Linked DNA regions of Mus musculus: region 1 is linked to region 2. A link is a loop called in an ENCODE intact Hi-C map of the cell type or tissue named here. Cell type or tissue: gastrocnemius. All regions are shown on one strand. Each heading gives the region's core, and the rest is flanking DNA. Links, peaks and the distances in the headings are about the cores only.

Region 1 (10,919 bases), core at 3,335-8,334, 130 kb before region 2:
CTTAAAACCCCAATCCTCCTCCCTCTTTCTCCTAAGCACTGGAGCCATGCGTGTCCATGATGCCAAGCAATGATTAGAATTCAAAAGCAGCAAAAGCTAAGCTAAGAAGGTTTTGCTAGAGGAACTGAACTCTCAGTGTCTTTCCTAGAAAACCAAGTCGCAGAAGAACAGAAAGAAAACAGTCAGCTTTTCAATCTGCCCCGAATATGAACAATTTCTGCCAGAGCTCAGACAAAAATTACTAAAAGAAAACAAATATAATCACTTATGCTTTAAAATGAGAATCCCTTTAGAATAATTAAAATAATGACAATACCTGGCCACTAACTCTGGAAATTCCTTTGTAATCTGCTTTATTACATAAACAATAAACCATTCATCCTCAATGTTATCTCCAAACTTTGTCATGCCGTACATATGAGCAGGAACACCTCCTGTAAACAAGAGAGAAGTGACTGTGAGCCAGGCAAGTGTGTCCCTGCAAGGAAAAACATACTTAACACTTGTTTACCATGGCTAAATTGCAAGGATTACTCTGGGAGCTGGGGTTGCAATTCTGAGCAAGATATGAGGAGTCTGGGTCTCAAAAAAGGAACAGAAAACCAAACCGTCTTTAAAAACCCACTAACGGTTGTGTGAACATAGAGGAGGCTCCTGCTTCATTTTGTACGGTAATAACAGCGGAAGAACAATCAGAGATGGACTTTCCAGAAAGGAGAGCATGGCCAGAGGCATGGAGTTACAGGAGATAAGGGAGTGTCACAGGATATAAGGATTCTGTTTCGGTGGAACAGAACCTCTCAAATAGGTGCACCCTAAGTACACAGATGCTAAACATCACATTCTTAAACAACCAAAAGCCAAAAAGAAAATCACAGGAGAAGTGAAAAAATAGCTTGGAACAAATGAAAAATGAAAGTATTATATATGAAAATTCATATATAGCTTTGTGGGAAGCCACCCCCACATTCGCCGTTACAAGATGGCGCTGACAGCTGTGTTCTAAGTGGTAAACAAATAATCTGCGCATGTGCCAAGGGTAGTTCTCCACCCCATGTGCTCTGCCTTCCCCGTGACGACAACTCGGCCATGGGCTGCAGCCAATCAGGGAGTGATACGTCCTAGGCGAAGGATAACTCTCCTTAATAGGGACGGGGTTTCGCTTTTGCTTTGGGCTTGCTCTCTTGCTCCTAAAGATGTAAACAATAGAGCTCTTGCTCTGCGCTCTGGCGCTCTGGCTCCTAAAGATGTAAGCAATGGGGGGCTTGCACTCTTACTCCTGAAGATGTAAGCAATAAAGTTTTGCCGCAGAAGATTCTGGTTTGCTGTGTTCTTCCTGGCCGGTCGTGAACGCGTGTAAGATAGCTTAGCAAAAATCATTAAAGTAACAGTTTACAGTTATGTAAGATCTCAAACCAGCACTCCCACTTTAGGAAAGAAGAAAAACATCAAACAAAGCATAAACCTAGCAGGAGAAACAAGACAATCACAGCAGAGATAAATGAAACAAACTGAGGGTTGTTTTTTTAAATGGGAGAAGAGGTCAGTAAAATTACACTAAGAAGAGACAACTAAATTCAGATGTGAAAGAGGAGACATTATACTCTCTCTGTAGAGTATAAAAGGTTACAAGGGAATCTATGAATGTCTTTATTCCAAGAAATTGGGAAAGCTATAAGAAATGAAATTAATAAACCCCTAATTAAGGTCTTGATGCAATCAAGAAGAAGTAGAAAGTATTATCAGACTTATAACTATGATGGATATTGGATCAGCAATCAAAAGCCTCTATCTAACAGCTGAGCATAGTGGCACACACCCATAATCCTAGCGCTAGGGAGGCTGAGGCAGGAGGATTGTGAGTTTGAGGGCAGGCTGAGTTACAGCAGAGCCAAGTGATCTCTCTGAAACCATAAGCAAAATAAGTCCTTAAGTTGATTTTTCTCAGGTATTTTTTTTTTATCACAACACTGAAAAGATGACTAACCAGATTCAACAACACATTGAAAGGGGTTATAATACTACAGTCGATTGGGGTTTGTTCCCGTACGACAAAAATGGTTCAACATACAGAGTCAACCAACGTCTCAGTGGCTGCTCTCCCAGAGGATCTGGGTGCAATTTCTAGCACCCACATGGTGGCTCACAAACATTGGCGACCCCAGTTGCCTCTGTCTGAGGGCACTGTGTGAATGACCTGTACTGACATACGTATGTGCAAACACCCAAGCACATAAAATAAACAAAAAGTTAAGGAATCAATCGATGTAATGTACCGCATGAAGCTCAGAGAAATGCACTCCAAGGCACCACAGCAACCATGGCAAAAACCAAGCCAAAGAAACAGAGAACCAAAAGATGTGAGAGGAACAACCTCTCAACTTAGCTGCTTCACCAAATCCCCTATCTCTCCAGCTAGAGGAGCTCAGAGCAGAGTACGATTTTCATTTGCATTATATATCAGACTTCAACTGAAACCTCCCCCGCAGCCACAGGAAGCGAGTGGCACAGTCTAATCTGTGCTGTACCAAGGCACCTGCCAATGGTGTGTGGAGCTCAGGGAAGTTCAGAAGCTGGAGTCTCCCACACTGAGACCAAGCCCCTAGTATCTGGAGGTGCTGACACTAGGTCTTCCTGCTCTGTCCCTCACGGCACATAGCAAAGCAAGGACTGTAAATTTGAAATACTAATCATCTTGGGTAACATTCAGCAATGCCATCACATAGTGGAAAATTCAGGGTAAGCCTGGCTTTCTAAAAGATAATAGGTTGTTTTTGTTTGGAAACTGACTCTCACTCTGTGACCCGGGCTGGCCTCAAACTGGTGATTCTCCTGCCTTAGGCCGGAGTGCTAAGATGACAGGTGTGTGCCACCATACCTGTCTAATGGGCTCGTTTTATATGTGGCACATTAATTTGCTCATCTCCCTGTCAATAAACATTGCCTGTATCTAGAAAATAAAATTAGGGTTGGGGAAGTAGCTCAGTGGCAGACCAGTTGCTTAGCAACGCACAAGGCCCCAGGTTCAATGCCCAGTGGTGGAAAAAAGTTCAGTGACAGTAATACCACAGGAGAAACCGAGCGGCTGCTAGCCAAATCTAACACATTAGCACTGAAGTGTGAACAGGAATGGCGGGATCCAAAGATCCAAGGCTCCCGATCCTCAACAGTCACTCTGAGTCACTGAGTAAATACAGCCTGGCTGCACTCATTCATTTTCATAACGTTAGAAGACATGACAGAACAGATGACTGTATTTTGCTAGAGTTGGACGTAAGCACTGGTGACAGCAGTAAAGGACACCGGAAATGCTTCTGGGTGGCAACGGACAGTAACAAAACCCATTTAGTTGTTTTTATTGGCCAGACAAAGTCACTCTTGGATTCTCAGGAAAACAGCTACATGAAACAAAGCAACCTCCCACAGGCATCATGGAGATAAGTCCTGCGCAGAGAAAAAGAACTGTGACTAAGTCCCAAGCCTGGGCCTTCGCAGCACCAGCACTCACACTTAGGCACAGTGAGAGAGTCCATACCACAGCCACAGTCCCCGCATCCCTAGCCATAAAGATATTCTATAGAGTTAAAGTTAGGGGCTTGGCTATATGTGGGCAGACGTCAGTGGCTTTTAAGGTTATGGAACAAGTCTCTCAGAAGGAAGGCTTACTTTACCTTTTGCAGGCTTGTATTTGAGATTGAAAGGCTGATTCTGCCAGATATAAGGGACCAGTATGGGTGCGAACTGGGTCATTATCCGTTCAATGTACTTCTGAAGAATCTCTCTGTGCTCTTCTGTGCCTCTGGCTTTATCTGGTATCAGGAAGAGATGGTACTCCACAGCATCCTCTACCATTGCGAGCTTTCCACTGCCCTCCATTCTTCTCTAAAAATGGCCATCAAAGTTCAAGGGACATAAGCCACACAAAAGGAGAAATAACAGCATTCTCAGAATTCTTCTAGGTGACTACATTATTTCCCCCAAATTTGATACACACCTACCATCATGGTTCCGGCCTTTACCAGACACCACTTGATTTATCCTCTGAATAACAGACTTAAAACTATCTTCCTTAAAATTAAATTATGTGAACTGGAAACCTTGATATTATGGAGTAAATGAAAGTCCAACAACTCACTTCCCAAACCAAAGAAGTATGTGAGGATAAAAGTTAAAAATAGCTAGGTGTGCCTATGGTCTCAGCTGAGAGATCAAGGCAAAAGGATCACCTGGGTCCAGGATTTTGAGGCTAGGCTAGGTAACATAAGACGATCCTTTCTCACAAATAAATAAATGTTTGCCCTTCAGTCGGCAGCAGTGTGTGTAACACAGTTTGAAAACATTCCATTACTATCCATTATTCTCTCACACCTTCCAACCGTGCTTCAGTCGGTGGCATACTTTGGGCACTTTACTTTCTTGAGCTTTCTACTTAGTCGTGAAATGAAAGTGTTAGTCTGCCGTCTCTAAAACACCTTCCTTTAAAATTGTGTTACTAGGTGCGTTAAAAAGCAATGCCCCTTGCTCTACAGGGCTTCTATAGAAGATTTAAAAGTGCCAACACTTGCGTGTCGGAGTTTCGTCCCAAAATAATTGGTCATGGTTCCGGATGCCCACCTAACGCAGCAATTTAATTCCTAAGCTTACTTGGCTTTGCAATGAACCAATAAGGAACCTGCACCTTCTATGCAACTACCCACTCACCACTGTAAATTAGAATCGTGCTGCCTCTCACCCTGGCGGATCAAGGAAAAACTCTACCCACCCTCACCCTAAATCCAAGCAGGGCTCTTTATGTAGAATTTACAGAGTCAGAATTGGACTTGAGATCATGGGAATTAATGAAAAATGACATACCCGAGAGTACAGAAGAGGAGCCACCAGGAGCACTGTCCTGGCGCGGTATAGTGCTCCTTCACCAAACTAGACGCTCTTCTTCCACCTGACAAAAGTAAAGCGATCCCTTTCAATAGCTCTCTCGTGCGCCTCTGCTCTGGCACCTTTCCTTGGCTGCCTCTTCCAGCAGGACACTTGGTCAGAGGCGACCACCAACCGCCCAATCCCGGCCCATGCTGGGTCCTCGCGTTCGCTTGGGCCCTGATCCACGCCTGAACGCCTGCAAGTCGTGAGGCTCGGAACCCTGAGTATAGTCTCTAGTGCGCATCGGAGCCAATTTCCGAAAGACGCTGTACCTTCGTCACTTCCGCTCATGAGAGGAAGGAGGCAGGTCGGAAGACTATAGAGTGGGAACTCTGGGAGGTGGCGGTCCGGAATCTAAGCGACGGGGCGAGACGGGGCGAGACGGGGCCGGTAGGTGGCAGGAGGGGGCCGGGCCGGAGCCGGCGGGAGGGCCAGGCCCCGAGGCCCCCGCCCTGGCTTGCCCGCCCTGGCCGCAGAGGAGAAAAAGGAGGATGATCTCCAGATACACTCGGAAGGCCGTGCCGCAGAGCGTGGAGCTGTGAGTGGATTGCTCTGCTCGCCCAGCTTGGGCCGCCGGAGCTCAAGGGACCTTATAAGGCCCGTCCTCTCCTTTCCCGTCCCAGACATAGGGAGGGAAAATACTATCCCGGATTCTCACCTCCCAGCCCTGGTGGAAGCTGCCTTTTGTCTTTGGGTCACCAGCTTAGGGTGTGCCTTTGGGACTGTTAGGTCCTGAATTGAGGGAGTGCTGCATCCGTTGTTCCCACAGTGCTTTTGACCCCACTGAAGATAATAGCTTAAATGCTACAATAACGTTGAACGTGTCTAGTTCAGAACACCATGCAAAGCTGTTTGCTTGAATGCAATAGCGAAATCAGGTTGAGACCAACTTTGCACATCCTACAAATAAAGATCACAGGTCTAAAGGTTGTATCTAGAAGGTGGTGCAGCTCAGACGTACAAACCAAGGGTCAATCCGATTGTAAAGCCTGTTGTCAAGCAATTCACACATTGCCGTCACACCCCCTGCAAATAATGCTAAAAAGCAAGCACTTTGGTAGTTTAAAAACCTGCTTTGTACCCTTAGTAAAGTGTAACATAGAGCCTTATATCTACTGACTGGTACTTTGCAATTTCAAAAGAACCTGCAGTTTCTTGGTCCTTTCAGCAGTTCTGAAAGATTGCTGTAACTAGCTTCTGTTGCTCAGATAAAATTAGAAAGCTTCCACATCTGAACCCAATAGGGCCTGAACGTTTAAACCAAGTCCCATTGGTCCTCCTCATTGAAGTAAGCAATTTCAACAGCCATACACTTATTATGCATTCCAATAACATTCATTTAAAGTCACACCTGAGATTTTTAGATGGATACTTTTCTTGCCACTTAGCTTTTAGGAAATTTAACTAGATCTGGGCCTTCCTGTCTATGTATACAACTAAGATGTACAAGTATACCTAAAATGATGACGTAGGGCTGGTACATAATAGATCCTCAATAAGTGATAGCACTACTTTCTTCTTCCCGCCTTTACTTGGTAAAAGAGCCATACAAAGAAGAGAACCTCTCCTTGCTTTTCAGAAGCATGTTATCTATTAAGGAATATGTTATTTGCACAACAGCAAATCAGATAATAAGCTCCTTAGGGAATAAAACTAAGAAATAATCATTTCCCCAAAGTGAGAAGGATTTAACTTAAAATCTGCTTTTAATTTTTAAAATTCCATTTAGTGTATCATGCACATGCGCGTGCACCATAGCACACATTTGTTTTTTTGATTTTTTTTTTTTTTTTTTTTTTTTTGGTTTTTTGAGACAGGGTTTCTCTGCGCAGTCCTGGCTGTCCTGGAACTCACTCTTTAGACCATGCTGGTCTTGAACTCAGAAATCCACCTGCCTCTGCCTCCCAAGTGCTGGGATTACAGGTGTGCGCCACCACTGCCCGGCCCATAGCACACATTTGGAGGTTAGTAGACAGCTTCCAAGAGTCACTCATTCCATTATGTGAGTCTTGTTGATTGAACTCAGGTCATGAGGCTTGGTGGCAAGTACCTTTATTTACTGGGCCATCTTATCAGCCCCAGATTTGCTTTTATAATTATTTCTAACCAGAGATGTTAAAAATACATGTTGTATGAAGACACTCTGGATAGGCATCTCCTGAGCTGAAATTTCTGACCCTGTGTATTGTACTACTTGTTCTTGATGCTGTTTTTTATAGTTCCTAAAAATAGCCTTTCCCAAAGGGAATCATAATAGAGTGAGCAATGAGGATTAAATGCATAGAAATGATAGTGTATTTAAATGAATGTTTAATGTTAGCTGTTACAGAGCCCATCCATTTTGAAGTAGTAGCATTCTTTAGCAGTTACTAGTTATAGATGTTAAAAAGGGGTTAGCAAGGTTGATTGTCTCAGTGTAGTCTCCCACACCCTTTTTTGGTTCTGAGAAATGAACTTAGTACCTCAGATATGCTAGGAAGTACCACTGCTAAGCTATATTTCCAGCCTTGACTTTCATTTAAAATTTGTATTTACACATATAAGCAAGGTGTGAGGTTTGTGTGTGTGTGTGACCACCTCAAAATGTAAAACATTCATAATTTTTTAATCATCTACCTGCTGGGCACTACTCCTCTGGAGTCTATTTTCTGCTGGGGCTTGTCTGCTGGAATAAACAATACATTAGTTATTCTATCTTCCAGACATAGTTATCTAGAGCAGGCATTGTTTCCCCACAAAATTGTCTAGTCAGACATACCCAGGAGACAAGGTAGGTTAAACAGAGGCTTACAAGTTTCTCTGCCCACACATCATGAATCCCTAGTGCATGCGTTTCACTTAAAACAGAATTAAATAACTGCTTATGATGTATGATTAGCTAAGTGAGAGTCAGTGTTAAATCTAAGTGGTCTGGCTCCAAACATTCTCAGTGGAGGTGAGCATTCCGAGATTTTACTGAATTGTATTGTATTTATTTGTAAAGTTAAGAATGTACGCTTGAATTTTTTTCTCTAGTGGTAGACATGATTTAAAAGTATATGGTAGGGCTGAAAAGGTGGCTCAAAAGTTAAGAATACTTATTGTTCTTGTCGAGGATCTGAGTTTAGTTCCAAACAGGGGCTCACAGTTGCCTGTAACTCAAAGTCCAGATCTGACATCCTTTGTGCATGTGGTACATATGAAGCATAGACACCTACACATGATTTTTTTAAAAAATGTTAAAGTATGTTCACTAGGGGCTAACAAGATGGTTAGCATGTAAAAGTACTTGCCACCAAGGCTGACAACCAAGTTCAGTTTCAGGACTCACAAAGTGGAAGGAGAGAACCAACTCTCACAGGTTGGTCGCAGTCTTCACATACACACCATGGCATGCGTGTACATGTACAATACTGTAAGTGTGACTTCTTTACAGGAAATGTAAAATATAAAGACAGCTTTATTATCCTTCCCAGGAAAGGACTAACAAAGCACGCTCTTAACCACCACCCCCTTCCAGAGCGACTGGATGACATTTCCTCTACCAACAACAGCCATGGAAAAGATACAAGTTCTCACAGGTACTGCCACACAGCATGCGTGCTTGCTTGTTGCACTTGCTAATGGCAAAGGGTTTGTTCATTCGGACCACACCTGTGCTCGTGAGACCAAACAAGAAATGTTATCTCTGTGAGAGCCTAAGGCTGGAGGCTTGCTGAAGCTTGGACTTGTAAAGCGCTCCCCCCCTTTGTGGTGTGTGTGTGTGTGTGTGTGTGTGTGTGTGTGTGTGTGAGAGAGAGAGAGAGAGAGAGAGAGAGAGAGAGAGAGAGAGAGAGAGAACACGCTTGTACAGACACCTGTAGGTGCACAGAGAGGCTAGAGTTCTCTGTGTGTGTGCATGTGCACGCATGCCACGAGCTGCCCATGGTGCTGAGAGATGAACTTGGGCCAACTTGTAAAATAGTTCATGCTCTAACTTTAGAGACAGCTCTGCAGCCCACCAGAAGTAATATGTAGCTAAGTAGGTAAATTAAAAAATGGATCAGATACGTGATTTTAATTCTGTTCCTGGCATTTATTAGTTGAGTACCATTGGGCAAGTGAAATACTGGATAATGAATAGAAAAATAATAATCAGAAGTTGGTGCTTTGGAAGCTAGTCAGTAAAAGTGACAAATCTTTAGTTGCTTTGACCAAGAAGAAAAGACACAGATGCCATCTTTTTTATGGTCTTGTGGCTCTAAATCAGACAAAGTATGTAAAGGTTCACGCAGTGCTGTCATACAGTGAGTGCAAAGTCAGTAATCATTGCAGTTACCAAGCAGGGGGCTCTGAGGAGCAGCGTGCTGTCATAGGAAAGACTGGAAAGGCAATATCTAGGGTCAAACCTGGGGATAAAGCTCAGATTCCGAGCAAGGCTGGAGAGATGGCTCAGAGGTTAAGAGCACTGACTGATCTTGCAGAGGTCCTGGGTTCAATTCGCAGCAACCACATGGTGGCTCACAACCATCTTTACTGAGATCTGATGCCCTCTTCTGGTGTGTCTGAAGACAGCTGCAGTGTACTCACATACATTAAATAAATAAATAAATCTTTTAAAAAAAAACAAAACAGAGATTCCTGGAGTTTTAAGGACAGTTAATTAGACCTGCACTGGCAGCCTACAGTGGCGTGGGTTAAATGACAGGCATTATTTAACACAGCTGACATCCATTCTATACAGAATCCTGGTTTTTACAGGGCGCTTGGATTCCAAGTTTACCTTTACCTCTACTGATATATTGTATACATGCTTACCACCTGATAAGTTGCTGAGTAAACATAAGAATTTTCTTTTTTTCTCCCCTTTTCTCAAATTGTCCATTTAGTGAATCTGACATCACCCAAGAATCACCCATTACATCAACTGACACTGGGAATTCGAATTCGCGTTCTGCTTTTCCAAGCTACGCAGGCACAGGGGTCTCAACAGAAGGCAGCTCCGACTTCTCTTGGGGATATGGTGTGAGTTGTCTGCTAATCGTTAGCCGCTGTTCTGGGGACTGAGGGACCATCATCCCGCCAGTCTCTGCCCCGTGTGCGTGCGTGCGTGCGTGCGTGCGTGTGTGTGTGCGTGTGTCTGTGTGTGTGTGTGTAGTGTGTACACGTGCGTGTGCGTGCGTGCGTGCGTGTGCGTGCGTGCGTGTGTGTGCGCGTGCGTGCGTGTGTGTGCGTGTGTCTGTGTGTGTGTGTGTAGTGTGTACACGTGTGTGTGCACACGAGTGTGTGTGTGCGCGTGTGTGTGTGCGTGCGTGTGTGTGGTGTGTACACGTGTGGATGTGTGTGTGTGCGTGTGCGTAGAAATATGCTTGCCTTGTAAACAAGTCTGGAGGTCAGAGGACAACATTAGGTGATTTTCTTGATCACTTTTTACCTTATTTACTTATTTATCTATATATTGTTTTTTGAGACTAGGTATTTTTGTGTAACTTCAGGTATCTTGAAATTCACTAAGTAGACTAGGCTGGCCTCAAACTCACAGAGATCCATACGCCACTTCCTCCCCAGCGCTGGAATTAAAGGCGGGCACCTCCATGCCCAGGTATTTTACTCAGCATCCATGCTTCAAGACAAGGTTCCACTAGGTAGCATTAGCTGTCTTGGAACTTGTTATAGAGACCAGACTGACCTCAGTCTCATAAAGACCTGCCTATCTCTTGCTCCTAAGTGCTGAGATTAAAAGCATGTGCCACTCTACATGGCTTATTTATTTTTTCAGTTTAATTTTAAAAGCATTGTGCATGCATGCATGCATATTATGTGTGGGTGGGGCTGGTACCACTGTCCGTGTGTGGAAGTCATAGGACCACTTTGTGAAGTCACTGGACTCAGGGTAAGGCTTGCAGGCTAGCATCTTAATCCACTGAGCCAACTGTCCAGCTCCAACCATAGTGATTTCATTTTATTATTTTAAGATTTATTTATTTTATGTATATGAGTACACTGTAGCTGTACAGGTAGTTGTGATCCTTCATGTGGTTGTT
Region 2 (10,919 bases), core at 3,970-8,969:
TATGGAACTTGAGTACCCCGAGTTCAAACCCCCGTATCATGTAAAAAGCCAGATGTGGTGGTACAGCCGTGTGACTGGGGAGATGGAGACGTGAAATCCTCGTGCTCACTGGCTGGCCAGCCTGGACTGACCAGCAAGCCTCAGGTCTCTGGGATAAGCCCTACTGAGCAAGGGTGACCTCAGACACTATTCCAAATGGAGAGTAAGTGAGTGGCTGAGGGTGGACACAATGTTCTAAGAAGTGCTGGACATAGACTAGCAAGAAAGCAGAATGACAAATACAGGGGACAGGGTGGGATGTAACTGTGATAGGTGGTCACCAAAATAAAAAAGAGATTAAGGTAGAAGACCAGGGGCTACTGATGCGTCAGGCACGGTAGCTCACACCTATGATCCCTGGGCACGAGATTTATGCCCTGTGCCCTGAGGAAAACAAAGGTAGTTAGGAGGCTGTCACGCCTGGTGTGGAATTACATACTCACACTGCCAGACCACATCCCTCCCTTAGCTGTCAACAGTCACTATGTAAATGAGACAGTATTCTACTGTAGGACGTAACCTGGTAGTTGTATCCATCTGTGGAAATGACTTCCTTTCTTCTTCAATTCTATTTCCTTGGCACGTCCTTGCAGCAGGTCTCACCATAACACTGTGGCTAGTAACTGCTAAGACTACCTTCCCTGTGTACTCTAGCTTATACTGTCTCAGCTTTCCAATATCCTTGGACGTCATCATAGCTGCCCTTTCCAAGAAGTACTCTTATGACCCAAAATCCACAAGGATTCACTGCTGAAGTATCAAATGAAGAACTCACTGGCAGTGTTGCAGAGGTATAACTCAAGAGTGTGTGTTTAGCCTGCCTGGTCCTAGCTTCAGACTCCATTAAAATCAGGGGAAAAAAAAATTACTGGTCAAACTTCTACTCCCCTTGGCACTGACTCCAATTTATAGTCAATAATTTTTTCTCTCATTTAAAAGATTGGTTTCTCCGGGGTCTCTACTGTGTACCTGTGTATACAACATACTCGCCAGGACCCATGGAACAGAAGAGAATGCTGGATCCTCTGGAACTAGAGTTAATTAAGGACAGCTGTAAGCTGCCATGTGAGCTCGGGAACGGAGAAGAACAGGTCTTCTGGAAGAACAGCAAGTGCTCTCACTACTGAGCTTTCTCTCCAGCCCCATCCTCCAGGCAGGCATCATTCCTTCATTTAACCCACTCTTACCCCCAGGCAGGCATCAGTCCTTCATTTAACCCACTCTTACCCCCAGGCAGGCATCATTCCTTCATTTAACCCACTCTTACCCCCAGGCAGGCATCAGTCCTTCATTTAACCCATTCTTACCCCCAGGCAGGCATCATTCCTTCATTTAACCCACTCTTACCCCCAGGCAGGCATCATTCCTTCATTTAACCCACTCTTACCCCCAGGCAGGCATCATTCCTTCATTTAACCCACTCTTACCCCCAGGCAGGCATCATTCCTTCATTTAACCCACTCTTACCCCCAGGCAGGCATCAGTCCTTCATTTAACCCACTCTTACCCCCAGGCAGGCATCATTCCTTCATTTAACCCACTCTTACCCCCAGGCAGGCATCAGTCCTTCATTTAACCCATTCTTACCCCCAGGCAGGCATCATTCCTTCATTTAACCCACTCTTACCCCCAGGCAGGCATCAGTCCTTCATTTAACCCATTCTTACCCCCAGGCAGGCATCATTCCTTCATTTAACCCACTCTTAACCCACTCTTACCCCCAGGCAGGCATCATTCCTTCATTTAACCCACTCTTACCCCCAGGCAGGCATCACTCCTTCATTTAACCCATTCTTACCCCCAGGCAGGCATCACTCCTTCATTTAACCCTTACCAGCTTGGCCCTCAAGCCTGTGCTCATGCATCATATCTTCCTTTAGTTGGAACTCTATCTCTCCTTTCTTTACATAATACCATGAACAAAAAGTGGGATTCTCCTATTTTATACATGCAAATCTCCTGAAAATTCACTGAGGAGTACACTGACCCAATAGTTCTAGATTGGGAACTAAGAGTCTGCCCCACTCCCCCCCCCTTTCTGCACAGGTAAGCTGGAACTCTCTATCTATCATCCATTTATCTATCTATCTATCTATAGATGAGGCTGGCCTTGAATTAGCAACTACTGCCTTAGCCTGCTGAGATCACAGGTGGTGCTACCATTCCCATACCATTTTGTGGAGATCAGAAGGCAACTTGAGAGATTAGGTTTTCTCCTTGCATTGTATAAGTTCTGGGGATCAAATTCACAATGTCAGGCTTGGGAACACACACATTGTTAGTTGTTCGTTTACCTATTTGACACAAGCGAGAATCAGCTGAGAAGAGGGAACCTCGCTTGAGAAAATGCACCCATCAGACTGGTCTCTAGGCAAACCTACTGGGCATTTCCTTGATTGGTGACTGAGGTGGGAGGGTCACCATGGGCAGTGCCATCCGTGGGCAGGTGGTACTGGGTTGTGGGAAAAAGCAAACTGAGCAAGCCAGGAGGAACAAGAAAAAAAGCAGTGCTTCTCTGGGGTCTCTACTTCAGTTCCTGCTTTCAGGTCCCTTTGTTGAGTTCCTGCCCTGATTTCCCTCATAATGGACTGTCACCTGGAAGTACAAGATGAAATAAACCCATTCCCCTCCAGGTTACTTCTGGTCAAGATCTTCTTTATCACAGCAGTGGAAACCAAGCTAGGACATACCTTTAGCTCCCGAGCCCTCTCACCAGCCCAAGATTCTGTATTTCTAACAAAACTTCCAAGTTAATGTTGATTATACTTTGGTACCACGGCATTTTGGCATTTCTGGAACTATTTTCTAATTTGCTTAATTTAACATAGTGTGTTTATCCTCAATGTAGACATAAATGACTTCTATTTCTTTCACCTCGAGATAGCAAACAAGTAGAGGTGCAGGTCAGTGGCATAACCCTCGTGTGCAGAGTGCCTGCGTCAGGTACCCAACAGCAAAAGATAACAAATCCATTCAATTCAGTTCTCAGCATAATAAGCAGTAGTCTGGGTGCTGATACACTATTCAGGAAAAAGAATGCATGCAGCCTTTTTGTGTGTCCAATATAAGAGGATGTGATAATAAGTGTGCTATTACAGTGCCCCTTGACATAATCATAGGCACGAAGCTATGATTGGGAATATATAATATCAAAGTTTATAAGTCATTAAGGTAAACAGAGGCTGGAGAAATGGCTCTGTCTGTAGACTGCTTGCCATACACAATAATCTGAGTTCCAAACCCCCAGTGTCCGTGTAAAAAGCCAGGTGTGACAGCACAATATGGAACCCCAGAGCTAGGGGCTGGGAAGACCAGATGGAATCTCCATGGCCAGTCTAAGCAATCAGTGAGAGTGCTAGCTTCCAAGAAAGGCATTGACTCCAAAAATAAGGTGGAGAACAACAGAGAAGGTCATTTAATGTCAGCTTCTGGCTTCTACGATTGTACACACCAGCACACACATATATGCAGAAACATGAATACACACATACCCCCCCCCACACACACACACACTACGACAGTAACATATTAATAAAATTGACTCAGTCTGGTCTCAATTAATTGAAAGCCAAAAACCTGTGCATAAAAAGAGAAAGAAGCTAAATTCTTTCTCTTTTTTCTTCTTCTCTGTTCTTGATTACCATCAGGATTACGTAAGGCAAGCCTGCAGCTTCTAAAGGACTGTCAGAGGGTCAAATGAAAGAGGTCAGGATCAAAAGCGGGAAATCTGAAAGTAATTTGTGAAATAATGCTTAGGGTCACAAAAAGGCTGACTCTGTAGCTCAGAGGTAAGTGGGAGGGAGGGAGGGAGGGAGGGAGAAGGGGAAAGAGGAATCAGGGAGAGAAAGAGATAGGAAGTGAGGGGGAAAGAAAGGAAGAGAGAGGGTAAAGGAGAACACATGTATGCCTCTGGAGAGGGAGAACTGACTGGGGAGGTGACTGTGTAAAGTGCTTGCTACAGAGGTCTGAAGATCTGAATTCAGATCCCCAGAAGCTGGGCAAGCTAGCTCGGATCTCTAATTCCAGCACCTCTGTGGTGAGATGGGAGGTAAAGACCAAGAAATCCCCTTAAGTTTCCAGGCCAGCTAGCCTGGTGTATGGATAGGTAGCCAGAGACCCACACCCAAGACTTTCCTGACCTCCATATGCACATTGTGGCATGTGCACCCAGCCCCACAAACTTGTACACACATGCATGTACACACACAGATAAAAGAGTGAATCACTCCAATGACAAAGTTCTATTTCTACATTTTAACTACTATATTAAATCTTACCTTTAAGGGCCTAGAGGACTTATACCAAGATTTTTAAAACAAAACAAAAATAAATAAAGCAAAGATTATCTAGGTATTAGCATATGAAAAACTGAAACAATTTCAGTGCACCTTGAAGATTATTAAGTACCAGAAATGAAATGCCATTTCCATATAGGTCACAGAAATACCTTCACAAATGCACATTTATATAGGTACTAGGCTATTCATCATAGCATCATCTGTAATAGGAAAAGTAGTTCAAGATAATCTAAACATCACTTAGCGATAAGTGAATCATGAATATTCATAAAGTGAAGCTATAAACTATACACCTTCTAAAAGTCCTTTTAAAAAATCCATTAATAAAACCATCTACCACACGTGGTAAATTAAACAAAGCCAGGTGGAAAACAAGCGTTCTGCTAAAGAAATACACCCATTTTCTTCTCTCAGTAAACAAGCTCACAGGAAGGAGACAGGGAAGCAGAAAAGGGTGCAGCCTGACTGGGAGAGTGCATGCAGGTGTGTGTGGGGTGTGTGTGGGGTGTGGGTGTGTATGTGGGGGGTATAACGACAAAGCAGCTCATTTTTTCATGGCCTTTTAGCCCCTTTAAACATTGCTCATGTGATCACTTCAAAAAGTAGACTTTAAACTTTTTGTAAAAGGCTAACAAACCCTAGGGTGACTCAACAAATTACTCAGCTCTGCTGAAGTTAACAGGACTCTTCTGAGTGAACCAGAGCTTTTGTTTTCCCTTTAACAATGTTACAAACAACCTTTAGAAAAACTTGGAAAATCCAATCTTGGTTCTCCAAACCATCTCCACCCAGTGAGTCAGTTAGTAAAAGGGTGGATCTATGTCAGTCTCTCAACTGGCAAGAGGCCTAAGAAGTTAAGGGTGGGGTTGGGGGTGGGGACCGGTGACAAACTGGGAAGGGAAACAGGAAGTGTGACTTAGGCCAGGCAAGAACAGAAACAGTTTCCCAAAAGCCGCCTCTAGGTTCCGGAAGGGCCATTTAAAGCAATGACTGAGGATAACAGGGAAACAGGGCTTAGTCCTCTGCGTGGGAAGGTAGCCCTCTACTTAACCACGAGGGCTAAAGGGTGGTTTAAGTTTGCGGGAGCAAAATTATTTACTCCACTTGTTTCTAATGATTTCCTGGCCTAAACCGTAGCTCACTACACTTGTACTGTAATTGGGGCAGATTGCTTTATCAGAATGGCTCGCTATCACCTGGCAGCAATTAAGGAATGTAATGGATAACAGTAAAATACCTTTCGTCTTTTCACTTGGTTTAGCCATTCCCCTCTGCATCTTGCTTACCTAGACGGCTGATATGGGTCAAGGACAAGGAAAAAAAAATCTAGATTGTTACTGGAATAGTTTCCAAGAATTTTAAACCGGAGCTTACATATCAGGCTTGTGAATTCTGCCCTAGATGTCATTAAGCACGGCACAAATTCCTCAAGTTCCTCTAAATTTGCTGTGTCACCAAAAAGTCTAGTCACTAGCCAAAGCCAGCTTTCGGAGCTGCTAGTCGGCCTTCTGGCAAGGGGCTTCACCAGGGCCACCATCGGGCCTTAAGTCCGCCACTTGCGGCCCAACTGACCGAAAGCGGGGTACCACTGCTGCCTGGCATCCCACTCTAAGCCTAACAGAGTGATTTACCCACAGACCTTCCCAGTCCTCCAGCACGCAGGGAAAGCATGCCCAACCCACCCCAAACACCCGAAACGCGTCCGAGTCCGCGTCCGCCACCCGGAGGCCCACCTCGTTAGGACACGCGCGGGGCTCTACGACTACGGTTGGAAGACCAGACCAGGGACTGGGAACGAGCTGACTGACCGACGGAAGAACAGCAAGGGGAGGGGGTGCGAGTCCTCACCTGAACGAGAAAGCAGCGTCACACCCTAGCCCGCTTTCCTGCAATATGGAGCCAGAGGGCGTGGCGCATGGGCGGCGCGAGGGTGCTAGCTGCTTGGACCGCCCCCAAGCTCGGGCGGGACGCTGCGCCCCTCAGGTGGCTCAGCTAGTTTTAACACGTGTCTATATCTCAGCGAGGTAAATCTACTCCAGGTGGTGCTACTGTAGAAAGGAACTGCAGCTTTGGGTGGAGCCGCGCAAGTGGGCGGAGCAGAGGGACTCAAAGATAGAGAGCTCCAGGCCTCCGGGGATCCTGAGAACCTAGGTTTGTTTCATGTGACTATAGGGAATTGTGAGTAGACAGAACTGGAGTTGAATTAAACAAAACTAAGCAGGGTTCAAAGTTCTACTGGTCCATTAGTGTTAAACTCACCATATATAGAACTAAGTATTTGAGGCACTTACATGGAAAGAAAACATACACAGAGACATAGTGAAGTGATGAATGGAGGTTACAGGTCAACCAAATGTTCACCTCTTTTTTTTTTTTTTTTTTTTTTTTTTTTTTTTTTTTTTAAGGTTGGTCTTACTGGGACTGATGGGCAGTAAGGCAAGAATGGCTGATCAGTGAGCTCCTGGGATTCACGTATGCATTTTCAGTGATAGAATTACAGGCTGGCATTTGCACCTGACTGAGCCAGCTCTCCACCATGGCTTTCACTTTCACGACAAAATTGTATTTGGGTATGTAAGCCTGAGCATGACTTGTAGGGATTGTTTCCCTTCCTCTACCATGTGATTTTCAGGGATGGAATTCAGGTCATAAGGCTCCACGGTAAACACTTGGGTAAGGCATGGAGACAAATGCCTTCACACCTCAGCACACGCCAATTCCACTATACTACAGTTTTTAAAAAAGTTTATTTGTATAAGATATATTTCTGAGTGTGGGCACATGTGGAGGTCAGAGGACAACTTGGAAGAGGAGACAGTGCTCCCTTTCCACCATGTAGGTTGAGAGAATGCCACTGTGTTTTCCAGGCTTGGCTGCAAGGCCCATTTACCACTGGGCCATCTCACAGGCCCAAGGCACTTTCACTTGATATTTGAAACATAAAATTTAAAATAAGGTAAGCCAGGCAGTGGTGGCGCACACCTTTAATCCCAGCACTTAGGAGGCTGAGGCAGTTGAATTTCTGAATTCGAGGCCAGGCTGGTCTACAGAGTGAGTTCCAGGACAGTCAGGGCTACACAGAGAAATCCTGTCTCAAAAAGCCAAAAAGCCAAAAAAAAAAAAAAAAAAAAAAAAAAAAAATTGAAAGAAGGTAGTTTTTTGTTTTCATTGTTACATCCCAGAAGTAAAAGGTATCCTGGAATCCTCTGGTATTCCTGGAGCCAAGGAATAGCAGAGTCACACCACACATCAAACCTTACAGAATAGACTTGGCAAAGAAGCAGTGAAGAAGTGAGCAGAAAGCAGGCTTTCTATCCGGTGTCTTGGCGGGGAGGTGCAGACCTTTCCAGGGTGGCCAGATCATGAGCTTCTTTTTCTGTAGGGCGGGGCCTGGCCACTCCCACTCTTCTGTTCGAGTAGCCTGTGGGGTGGAGCCTGGCAGCTGGAGGTCTCTAGGTGCTTCATACAAGGGGAGTCTCTGCACATGGCTGCCCAAGTTGGTGTGAAAGCCAACATTTGTGCTACTCGTGTAATATCTAAGAAAACATTGTACAAATTCATGAAGATTTATATATTCTAAGCATTGAAGTTCTTTAGATCTCTGATCCATTTTAAAGTGTTTGAGGCTGGGTCTTCATATAGCTCAAGCTGACCTCAAAACTTGCTGTGCGACCACAGATGAGCTTGAACTGATCCTTCTTCCTCTACCTCCTGAGTGCTGTCGATTTTGTTGACTTTAGCCTTGCTGTGTAGCCAGGACAGCCTCCCAGTTCCTGAGCCTCCTGCCATACCGGCATTTGTACTGGAATTAGAGGCATGTCCCACAACACAGTTTAAACTCACTTTATATGATATGAACTGGAGCTTCAACTTTACTCTTTTGCATGTGGCTATCCAATTGTTCTAGCAAGGTTTGTTGAAAGGTCTATTATTCAGTCTGTTCTACAGAATGAGTTCCAGGACAGCTACACAGAGAAATCCTTTCTCAAAAACAATCAAAAGGAAGGAAGGAAAAAACGTTTATCCCTTTGATCCTTGTCAAAAATCAGATGACTCATAAACAGTAAGGATTTTTTTTTCAACTTTTGCAATGGTCTAAATGTATGTATCTCCTTCAAAATTGATGTTTCTAAGTCTTCGTCTCCAAGATTATGGTATCAGGAAGTAAGGCTGTTGGGAGATGACTAAGCCAAGAGAGCACTACCCTAATGTATGGGCTTATTGCCCTGATTAAAAGTATGACTGGGGGGCTGGTGAGATGGCTCAGTGGGTAAGAGCACCAGACTGCTCTTCCAAAGGTCTGGAGTTCAAATCCCAGCAACCACATGGTGGCTCGCAACCATCCTAACGAGATCTGATTCCCTCTTCTGGAGTGTCTGAAGACAGCTACAGTGTACTTACATATAAATAAATAAATCTTAAAAAAAAAAAAAGTATGACTGGCTACCCTTTTACCGGATGAGGAAAAAAAAAAAGGTTCCGCCTTCTATAAACCAGGAAATGGGTCTTTACCAGATAACAAACCTTCCAATGTCTTGGTTTGTGAAATCCAAGTGTCTGTAACTTAGAGAAGTAAATGTCTTTTCTTTGATCTTTTTTCCTTTTTTACACAGGTTTCACACCTGTAACTCCTGTGTGAAGCTGAGGCACCTGAGCAACTTAATAACACCCTGTCTCAAATAAACGATAAAAAAATAACAAATTACAAAAGAGAGCTGGGAATGTAGCTCAACAGTAAAGCACTTGCCTAGCATGTACAAGGCTCTGGATTCCAGTGGGGGGGGGGGGATCAGAAATGAGTCTGGTAATGTTAACTTCCATTGGTTTAAACATCTTTATTTGAACTGTGAATAAGGTTTAGCATACCACAGGGTTCAAAGCTGGCAAAAATCTGACATCAACAGGGTAAGTTGATTAAGCTTTCATTTTCCAGGCATTCAGTAAAGACTTGGTTCAATTACTGAAAAATCATCTGGTTTTGTTTTTTTTTTTTTTCCTTCTCGTTGCTTCTTATCTAATTGGCAGGGGAACTTCCAAGAAACATGATGTAGTAGGCACTGCTGTATACTGGTTGCTTGTTGGGATTAGAATAGACTTGTTCTGGTTTGAGGGATGCGAAAGGATTAGCTCCACAAGCAATGATGTGTGTATCCAAGTTCACCAGAATCTGCAAAGAGGCTTCCAGTTCCTGTTGGCTATGGAAGAGAAAAGGAAAATCCCTCGACTTAGTGTGAGAACAGAAATTGCCAAGTGCAAGGCAATTCATGATCAATCCCCCAAATTATCTAAAGCTGTACTAAGCAAGGACTATTATTTTCCTCCCAAATGTCTCACCAAATCCCTGATTAGCAAAGGACTATTCCCAGATTTTTTTTTAAACAACTACGTGCAGGAAGGAAGAACATCTTCCTAAGACAAACAGGTATGGGGAATCAAAATGAGTGCATCTGTATATAGGAAAAAGTGAGTCCAAAAAGGATCAGAAACAGAAATAAGTAAAAACCTGTAAACAGTAATCAATGTTGGAATCTCATAGTCACGAAGTAGCAGCAGGGTGGGTAACCAAGCTTCCATCAAGCCTGGGGAGGCATGGAAACCTGAAGAACAAGAATGGAAATGGGAAGAGAGGGAAGAAAAGCTGAGCACAGCCTAAGAGCAGGACATTTCTTTGATGTTATCTGCTCAACCCTCACATTGATCATCCCCAGTTCTCACCATCAGGAACTTCAGTAAAAAATTCTGACCCAAGGTAACATGCATGGGCAGTGACCAACCAAGCTCATCACTAGTCTGTATTTAATGACGACCAACATGTCTTAGAAAATGCCGCCCTAAGACCCAGCTTTGGGCATTTCTTAACTAATGATTGTGGTGGTTTGAATAGGTTTGGCCCCAATAGAATCATGTGTATGGGTGCTTGGCCTATAGGGAGTGGCATTATTAGAAAGTGTGGCCTGTTGGAGGAGGTGGGTCACTGCAGGGGCAGGTTTTGAGGTCTTATATGCTCAAGCTATGACGAGACATGTCTTATGACACACAACACAGTCCCCTTTATGCTGCCTGCTAATAACCAAGATGTAGAACTCTCAGCACCTTCTCCAGCACCATGTCTTCCTGGACACTGTCATGTATCCCACCATGATACATGACACTGTAAGCCAGCCCCAATTAAACATTTCCCTTTATAAGAACTGCCTTGGTCATGGTGTCCCTTCACAGCAATAAAACCCCAACTAAGAAAGTGATTGATGGGGGAGGGCCCAATCCATTTTAGGCGGTGCCATTCCTGGACTGGATGCTATAATAACGCAGACTGAGCAACCCATGAGAAGCAATCCAGTAAGAACAACCCAACCATGGTCTCTGCATCAGCTCCCACCTCCAGGTTCCTGCCCTGTTTGAGTTCCTACCCTGACTTCCTTCAGTGATGGACTACAATGTGGAAGTGTGAACTGAATAAATCCTTTCCTCCCCAATTGTCTTTTGATTTTGATGTTTCATCACAGTGATAGAAATCCTAACTAGGACATAAGTGCAGGATGGAAAATTATCAGCTCCTCAGCATTCCTCTGGATGAACAGT

What was found. Peaks named below come from ENCODE experiments on the same cell type or tissue, not always from the same donor. Only the 100,000 strongest peaks of a DNase experiment are listed, where the experiment ranks them.
Region 1: a loop joins it to region 2, with 2.4 times the contacts of the local background. A loop is called at or near these places in 1 of 42 quality-filtered maps.

What each region holds. Positions count from the first base shown.
Region 1 is chr14:20,342,940-20,353,858 of GRCm38, forward strand. It overlaps Ecd (ecdysoneless cell cycle regulator), which reads right to left and starts at 5,182. Exons shown (of 14, transcript NM_027475.3): 1 at 4,855-5,182; 2 at 3,672-3,882; 3 at 317-434. The coding sequence starts at 3,876. Fam149b (family with sequence similarity 149, member B) reads left to right here and starts at 5,223. Exons shown (of 14, transcript NM_001024512.2): 1 at 5,223-5,455; 2 at 8,373-8,477; 3 at 9,765-9,900. The coding sequence starts at 5,409. In gastrocnemius, for the core only: a CTCF peak has its summit at 5,311 (motif pointing right); a DNase peak (open chromatin) is centred at 5,198; H3K4me3 peaks cover 2,615 bases; H3K27ac peaks cover 2,542 bases.
Region 2 is chr14:20,473,710-20,484,628 of GRCm38, forward strand. Anxa7 (annexin A7) reads right to left here and starts at 6,424. Exons shown (of 13, transcript NM_001110794.1): 1 at 6,186-6,424. It overlaps Mss51 (MSS51 mitochondrial translational activator), which reads right to left. Exons shown (of 7, transcript NM_029104.1): 6 at 9,841-9,934; 7 at 9,155-9,532. The coding sequence ends at 9,352. In gastrocnemius, for the core only: CTCF peaks have their summits at 6,143 and 6,347; DNase peaks (open chromatin) are centred at 6,213 and 7,745; H3K4me3 peaks cover 2,715 bases; H3K27ac peaks cover 3,298 bases.